Regions from separate parts of the Homo sapiens genome. Here region 2 is linked to region 1. A link is a contact called in ENCODE Hi-C or POLR2A ChIA-PET data. All regions are on one chromosome and are shown on one strand. Each heading gives the region's core, a stretch centred on a gene start or an enhancer-like site at or near the end of the contact. The rest is flanking DNA. Distances are from core to core; before and after follow the strand shown.

Region 1 (3,397 bases), core at 15-2,514:
TGACCACCCTCAACTGCCTGGACGTTCTTTTCTGGCTAACGATCTTACAGCAGTGGACAGATTCAACACACAGGCTTCCAGGGGAAAGGATGGTGGTGTCCGATAGTCTCTGACCCCTCCCATGATCATAGTATTCAACCCTCCCTGGGCTCAGTGACTTATTTCCTCCTCTTGGAGGTGGGAAGTGCTATAGTATTCCTCTTTGATGATTTAAAAGTGGTATATGCCTTTTACTCTTTCCTCTTTATATCCAGCCCTCTCCTTTCTCTGTGCTGCTTTTACACCAGTTTCCATAGTAACAACCTCTATTGTATCCCTGACTGAGAAGGGAAATCATGCAGATGTTCGAAGGGATACAACACCTTCCAGCAGCTATTTTGATGCACCGGCTCCTTATCTCCCTCACTAATTTTCTCGTCCTTCTCTTCTCCTTACTGCTGCCCCTTCCTCCAAATACTTACAAACCCATCCCAAGCTCCCTGTCTCCCCAGTGTGAGCCTGGGGGAGTGGGCAGGGAGAAGGAGAGTGCTGGCAGAGGAGGGAGAGGTCTCATTACGAATCTTAATCTTTCAGGTGGCTTCAGACAGAATGACAGGCACCAGTCCCGGACAGGACACGCACAACACAAAAGCTATGGGAGGTAGAATCAAAAGTACCAGAGCCCAAGAGCCGTGGAAGATGGCTCTCCGATTGCCTTCAGACAAGCACCCTTACCTGAATGCTTGCAGAATAAACAGACTGCCTGAACTATCTGTGCCACCAACCCCACCCCGCTCGCTCCTGCCCCAGCCTCATGAATAGCTCCTGCACCATATCTGTGAGTTTGAAGGTCTGTCTTCCTTCTACGCATTTCCCTTGGAGAGATCAGCCACCTTTTCTGATGGGCAGGGCAGAGGTGGAAATACAGCGCACGCACACACACACACACACACACACACACACACACACACACACACACACCAGGGCTTTGAAGACCTGCAACAACAGAGTTGCCCACCTTTCCTCCAGCAGCCAGGCTCAGCCGGCCACCTGGGAAGGCAGGAGGAATGGGGGTTCATCAGTCATCTCCCGAAATTGTTTGATGAGTTCTTTGCACCATTCCTCCTTGGAACTGGACATGATTCTTTTGATTACACAAGCCTGACAGCCGATCATAATAACCATGTAACTGAAGAGAACCTATTCCTGTCCAGCGGCATTATTTGTTCACCTAAAGCAAAGCCTGAGCTATATTTAGCATATGATGTCAGCGGGTTGTTTGGATTCTTGGAAATTGGCAGGAAGCCACCTCTCACATGATATATGAAATCACTGATAAATGCTTCTTTTCACCAAAAGAAAAACAGCTTAATAAATGTGGCCCTTTTCTGCTTTCATCTTCCCTCCCTTCCCTTGGCCCTCCCTCCCTCCCTCCCTCTCCTGCACCCTCCTTCCTTCCAGCCAGCCCCTCTCCCTCCACCGCCTCCCACCCCTGCCACATCTGGGATTTGTCTTTCTGTGGCACAGCTCAGCAGAGCCTGTGAAGTGGAAATGAGTTGCTCAGTATCACAGATCAAAATGAGGCTGTTGGGATGCTCAGGATGTTTTTTTCCTCTCCTCAAGCCTGGAAGGCTGCCAAAGTGCTCGTGAATCAGACGCACATGCACAAAAAGGCAAATCTATACAGCAGTGGCTTTATGGGGCCCGGTATTGACGGCATAGCACTAGCTCTGGGTTGCTGTTTTGCAGGCAAGGATGGGAAATAGATAGTGATTCAGGACTGCCATTAAGTGTGGAAACAGCCCCTGTACAGATTGTATGTAATAAACCCAGCACAGAGAGAAGCTGTAAGCAGCTCTGGATTTGCTGCCCTGGATCAGCCACGAGGCCCATCAAGTTCAAGCTCCCGATAGGTGTGGTGGTTAATACCTGGTGCTCTATCTTCCCCATCCTGCACTGAGTCCATTATACTAAAGCTGTCAGAGGGGTTGGAAGGGGTTGTGTGTGTGGAATTAAATTAATTCTTGCCCTCCTGTGGAGATCAGTTTATATGGCCTGAAGCACAAGATTTAATTACCCTTATCTTAGCTCGTGTAAAAACCAATGTCATTATTGATCATGGATTCACCAGGTCCCTTTCACAATCAGCTGTAACATTTAACTCAGTGACCCCCTGCAGGCCACGGGAAATGGGGGAGCAGCAGCTCCCAGTGGTGGTTTATTGACATTTATTTGTCCTCAGCTTCATCCAGTGGCCTCCTGTCTGCCACTGGAAGATACTGTGAAGACAAGAGAGGGGCTTGTTTCAGCCCTTTAGTATCTTGGATACCTTCATGATAGTCCCTTCTAACACAGGCTCTGTCAAGGCCAAGCAATCCTGGCATGGGTGATATCAGCCGGCCTATGAGGGACCTGCAGAGTTTCAAAAACAGCACCGTGACACTGACTGCAACTGGCCTTTCTCCCACACGCACACATGCGCAGAGCTAGCTCGTCTTCATCCTGGATGGGAGAGAAAAACAAAAAGGAAGGAGGAGGGAGGGAGAGCAAACCATGTCTGTATTCTTGATGTAACTGCCTCAATTTTTTACTGGGGTGAGGAATGGATGCAGCAATGAATAGACAGGTGAACAGACAAACAGGTGAATGGACGGATGCTTACATTAATTAATCAACAGTGAGAAATCCCACAAAATGAACACCGGTTGTAGGAAAAAGCTGTTCTTCCAACCAGTCTTCTAATTAGCATTCATCTGGGGCTCTATATAGAAACTGCAGACGAGTGGAGGGCTGTATTTTAATTGGAATTATTTTTTTTTTCTTGCTTAAAATGAGGGGTATTGGACCCGGATGCCCTGTTAGATCCCTTTCAGCCTCTGAAATTCTAAGGTTCTGTAATTCTGTGATTCTGCAACTTTATGAATCACTCAGGGTAAATTAACTTTTTTCTGGAAAGCAACTGTCCTCCTCTTCCCCTAGGTGCAGCGAGCGAGCTCTGCTCTGAGATAGGGTCCTATCCTCAGACATGGATGCTTCTGGAATCCTTCCTGCATGGGGGATTGGGACTTCTCTGGGACCTGAAGAGCCAATAAATACCCCTCTTCTGGAAGGACATTTGTCCTCACCAAGAACACAGCTCATCTGGGCTCTCTGGAGGGCCAGGATAGTGTTTATAATGATGATGACAATTTCTGTTTTATGCAAAGACCAATTCTTTTAGCCTAAGCTGCTCAAGAAGTTTGCCATCATTTCTATCAGCCCCAGATCTCACATAGAATAGCACCGTCGCAGCTGGCAGAGCACCACGTGACAGGGACAAATAACTCACTTGCCCAGCTCTGGGCCAGGGCTGGCCCACAGTTTCGCTGGCACTGGGCTGCAATCACAGTCTGTCTCATCACATTACCTTGGAGGAGGT
Region 2 (3,796 bases), core at 1,085-3,584, 470 kb before region 1:
CAGGCTAGCCCAGATTCAAGGGGTAGGGACATAGACCACAACTCTTGATGGGAGTAGCAGCTAAGTCATTGCCAAGGGATGTGCTTAACAAAGTAGGAGGAATTTGTGCCCATATTTTACAATTTCTTGTAGCAAGAAACCAACATTTATTGGATATTTACTGTGTTGCAGGTACTGTATAGGTACAACACATATATGAGTCCATTTAATCCTTATGGCAATCCTGGCAGGAAGGCCACTGAAGCAAGAGAGGTCCGGGGACAATATGGCCTTCCAAAGGACCCAGAACCAGTGAGGGGAAGGCTGACATTCAACTCCAGATTGGTTTTTGTTTTCATTTTTCTCTTCCTCTTGAATGCTGAGACTGGTCCTGCATCTGTGATGTATGGAAGAGGGATTCAGTTGGCTTTGCTAAGCAGTGTTTTCCTCTCCCCCGCCCTTCTTCCCTTCTTTTCAGATTTAATGAATTTCTGGCCTTCTTTGAAGGTTTTCTGGGTCACATGCTTTCTAGTTGCTATTGTGGAATAGTAAATGAGGCCTAGTTTTGCTTGTGGCAGATCCTGCTCTCTGGACACAGAGTTCCTGGTGGAGCAGTCTAATCTGGGTTGCTGGGTTGGTCGATGGTCCCCCAGACTGACCCTTCTGTCCCTGGGGTTGTCAGGGATTTTCTTGGCTGCAGATTCCTGCCCCAGTGGAGGCAGCTCTGAGCAGGCAAGCAGGAGCTAGCAGGCCTGTGCATTCTCTGAATGGCCAGAAGGGTCCTTTTGAAGGTTTTTCTTTATTTTCCTGAGTGTGGCCACCAGTGGAGTGTCCTGGAGAGCCCCAGGGGTGCAGTTCAGCAGCAGGACAGTCAGTCCCCCATCGGCATGGAGATGGAGTGTTCTGTGTGTGGATTGACCCTCTGGCGTCGTTGTTCCTGTTCAAACATTGCCTGTTTCTCTAAGGGGAAACATGAGCATTGGCGTTTCCTTTCTGGGTTGGAGGTGGAGAATTTCATCCCCACCCTACTCTGCGGATTCATTCCGTTTTAGTTGTCTGGCTTTGCCCGGGGCAGAGGCTGCTGACTGGTGAAAGCACCCTCTGAAAGCAAGTTTTTTGTTTTCTACTGTCCTCTGACCTTGGGACGGGCTATGATAGTCCTCAAAACCCTCACAAGCATGGTTTCCATGAGAGCCTTGCAACATTCCCTTGAGCCGGGCAGGGCAGGCAGCCATGTGGACATTTTAGAGATGAGGAAAGTGGGGCTGTGGCCAGACTCTTTGCGGCCAGACTCTTTCTGGCCAGGTTGTTCCACCTGGCTCTCCGGCTCGAGTCTGTCCAGCTTTCAGTCCTGCTGGTCTGTCTGCATAGGGGCTGCTTCTAGAAGACCAGGCGAGAGGATGTGGGTATGAGGGAGGAGCTGAGGCGCACAGGAAGAGCAGATGGCCTGTCTCTCTCCAGTATCTGCTAGTCACTACCTGGAAACCAGCAATGATGATGTAACCACAAGCATTATTCAGTGATGGCCGCCTTCCTTGTGTGGGTGGGACCGCAACACCGCCTGGGCTGGGGAATCCCATTGGTGACAACACAGCATCCTTTTGAGCTGACGCGGCAACAGATGCCCCAGACCAGCTCTGCGTCTGACAGCATCTCTGTGAAGCGTGTGCAGGGGACAGCAGACATCAGAGCTCTCCTGTAAATCACCTCCGCAAAGGCTCTTTGTGGTCGATTCACTGATGACTCATTTATAATCTGGTTTCAACATTGTGAGTCAAAATGCACCACTTTCATTAAAAATAACATTCACTGGGGTCTAACGGCTTTCTTTTTTCTGTTTTTTACTGTACTGTGTGGTTTCTGGATGGGAAGCTGTCAGATGGCAGGCGAGGTGTTCCGAGGGACTTGAGCATAATCGTGCAACGACTCAGGTGTGGATTGAACAAATAGTCCCGAATACCTGCTGTGGGTCCTGCAGACTTCTGGGCCATGGAAGTGTGTGGGTAGTCGGCGTGGGTGTGTGTGGGGGTGTGTGCAAGTATCAGGATCACCTGGGATGCTTGTTAAAAATACAGATTCCTGGGCTTCACCCCATATCTCTGAGGGTGGGGCCTTGTCAAATTCCTCAGGAGCTTTTTAGGTACAATAGAGTCAAGAGCCTTGACTCTGGGTGAGAGAGAATGGGAACTCCCTTCAAGCAGACCCTCCCTACAAACGGAGCAACCAGAGGAGAGGCAGGTCGACTGCAAGGCTGAGAGGGGTGGATGGGGGAGGTGAGAGAGGAAAAGGCAGGGGCGGGGGAACACCCGAGGTGGAGCGGGCCAACAGAGTCCCCATGGGAGAGTTGACTAAAAGCCCCGGCTTGATGCAAGGAACCCACAGTCTTTCTGGTTTGGGGACCAAATCTTGGGCATCCCCTACTTCCTTGGTTAAAAAAATTAAACATACAGAAACGGTTTAGTGGGCATTCTGCAGGGTAAAAAGCCCCTGCTGCATGGCCATGTTTTTATATTTTATGTTCTTTAGCAATGTTAGAAACTTCACTGGGAAAAGCACTTTAAAAAGATATAGTTGAGGGGAATGGGACGTGGGGAGTTATTGTTGAATGGGTGCAGAGTTTCAATTTTACAAGATGAAAGTGCCTGGAGATGGTTAGCGGCGATGGCTGTATAGCAGTGGGAATGCATGTCACACCACTGAACAACGTGCTTAAAAATGGTTACGATGGAGGCCAGGCACGGTGGCTGACACGTGTAATCCCAGCACTTTGGGTGGCGGAGGCGGGCTGATCACTTGAGGTCAGGAGTTTTGAGACCAGTCTGGCTAACATGGTGAAACCCTGTCTCTACTAAAAATACAAAAATTAGCCAGGCATGGTGGCGGGCACCTGTAATCCCAGCTACTCGGGAGGCTGAGGCAGGAGAATCACTTGAAACCCAGAGACGGAGTTTGCAGTGAGCTGAGATCGCACCACTGAACTCCAGCCTGGGTGACAGAGTGAGACGCTGTCTCAAAAAAAAAAGGTTAAGATGGTAAATTTTCTGTTATGTGTATTTTACTTACTACAATTTTTAAAAAATTGGAAAAAGAAAGATATGGTTGAGTCTGACTTGGATGAAAGTCTACAGGCCTCCTGCTGATGGTCTCAGCGGCTCCTGGGAAACTACCGTTTGTTTCAGCCATCTGTAACTTGATTTGTTGTTCAGAAGTTTGCCAAGACTTCTCCATGCAAAGCCAGGTGTAAGTTTAACCTGAGCCACGTGGGTCCCCCCACCTTTCCGCCTCCGATGGATCTTCTCTCCAAGGGCTCCGGTGCTCAGGCCCTCATAGCATGGGAAATCAGAAGGGATGTTTGGGTGGGAGGCTTGGCATGGAGGGTGGACATTTTGCTACAGATGGCCTTGCCCTCACGGAAGGCCATTGTTATTCCGCGTCTGCCCCCTGGCCGGGTCCAGCCACCTGAGCCTTCCTGAGCTCCCAGCTCTCAGTTGCAGCCAGCGCCCAACGCCTTCCTGCGGCACCTCCACAGACCTCGCCTCTTTGCCCTGACTCCTCTCATTCTCTGTTTTCCAGACTATCCCCAAGCCCTGCCTGTGGCTGCCTCCTCCCTCCATAGCATCCCTGCTCTGCCATGGCTCCCCTATTTGGGACAAGACCTTTGTGTGGGCCTCAAGATGTAGGCAGGTCTCTGCTCAGTGGCCCAGCTTTTGGTCGACACCTGCAAATGTGTCTAAAACTCATCTCAACCTCTTCCCCAACACCAGTCTTCCCTTTGATCCCACCCTCCATCTGCTCTTCTCTCAGCATTCCTGAGAGT

The links. A loop is a pair of places that touch in the nucleus more often than their neighbours do. ChIA-PET counts read pairs that join two places held with the same protein, here RNA polymerase II (POLR2A). Pooled maps may share reads with other maps.
Region 2: a loop to region 1 is called in a pooled map, with 5 times the contacts of the local background. The contact joins two enhancer-like sites. A Hi-C loop is called at or near these places in 4 of 50 pooled maps. POLR2A ChIA-PET finds 5 or more read pairs at or near these places in 3 of 52 experiments (MCF 10A, OCI-LY7 and activated CD8-positive, alpha-beta memory T cell).

The regions. Positions count from the first base shown.
Region 1 is chr1:234,542,563-234,545,959 of GRCh38, reverse strand. No RefSeq gene overlaps it. Among named protein-coding and RNA genes, the nearest start is that of LINC01354, 12 kb to the right of the region's middle. RefSeq lists an enhancer at 3,015-3,397. Within about 2 kb of position 1,264, at least 26 of the 41 ENCODE cell types and tissues checked have a DNase peak (open chromatin) inside an H3K27ac peak, as active enhancers do.
Region 2 is chr1:235,009,794-235,013,589 of GRCh38, reverse strand. No RefSeq gene overlaps it. Among named protein-coding and RNA genes, the nearest start is that of LINC03108, 31 kb to the right of the region's middle. RefSeq lists enhancers at 817-996, 1,207-1,276, 943-1,443, 1,394-1,688, 1,287-1,876. Within about 2 kb of position 2,334, at least 26 of the 41 ENCODE cell types and tissues checked have a DNase peak (open chromatin) inside an H3K27ac peak, as active enhancers do.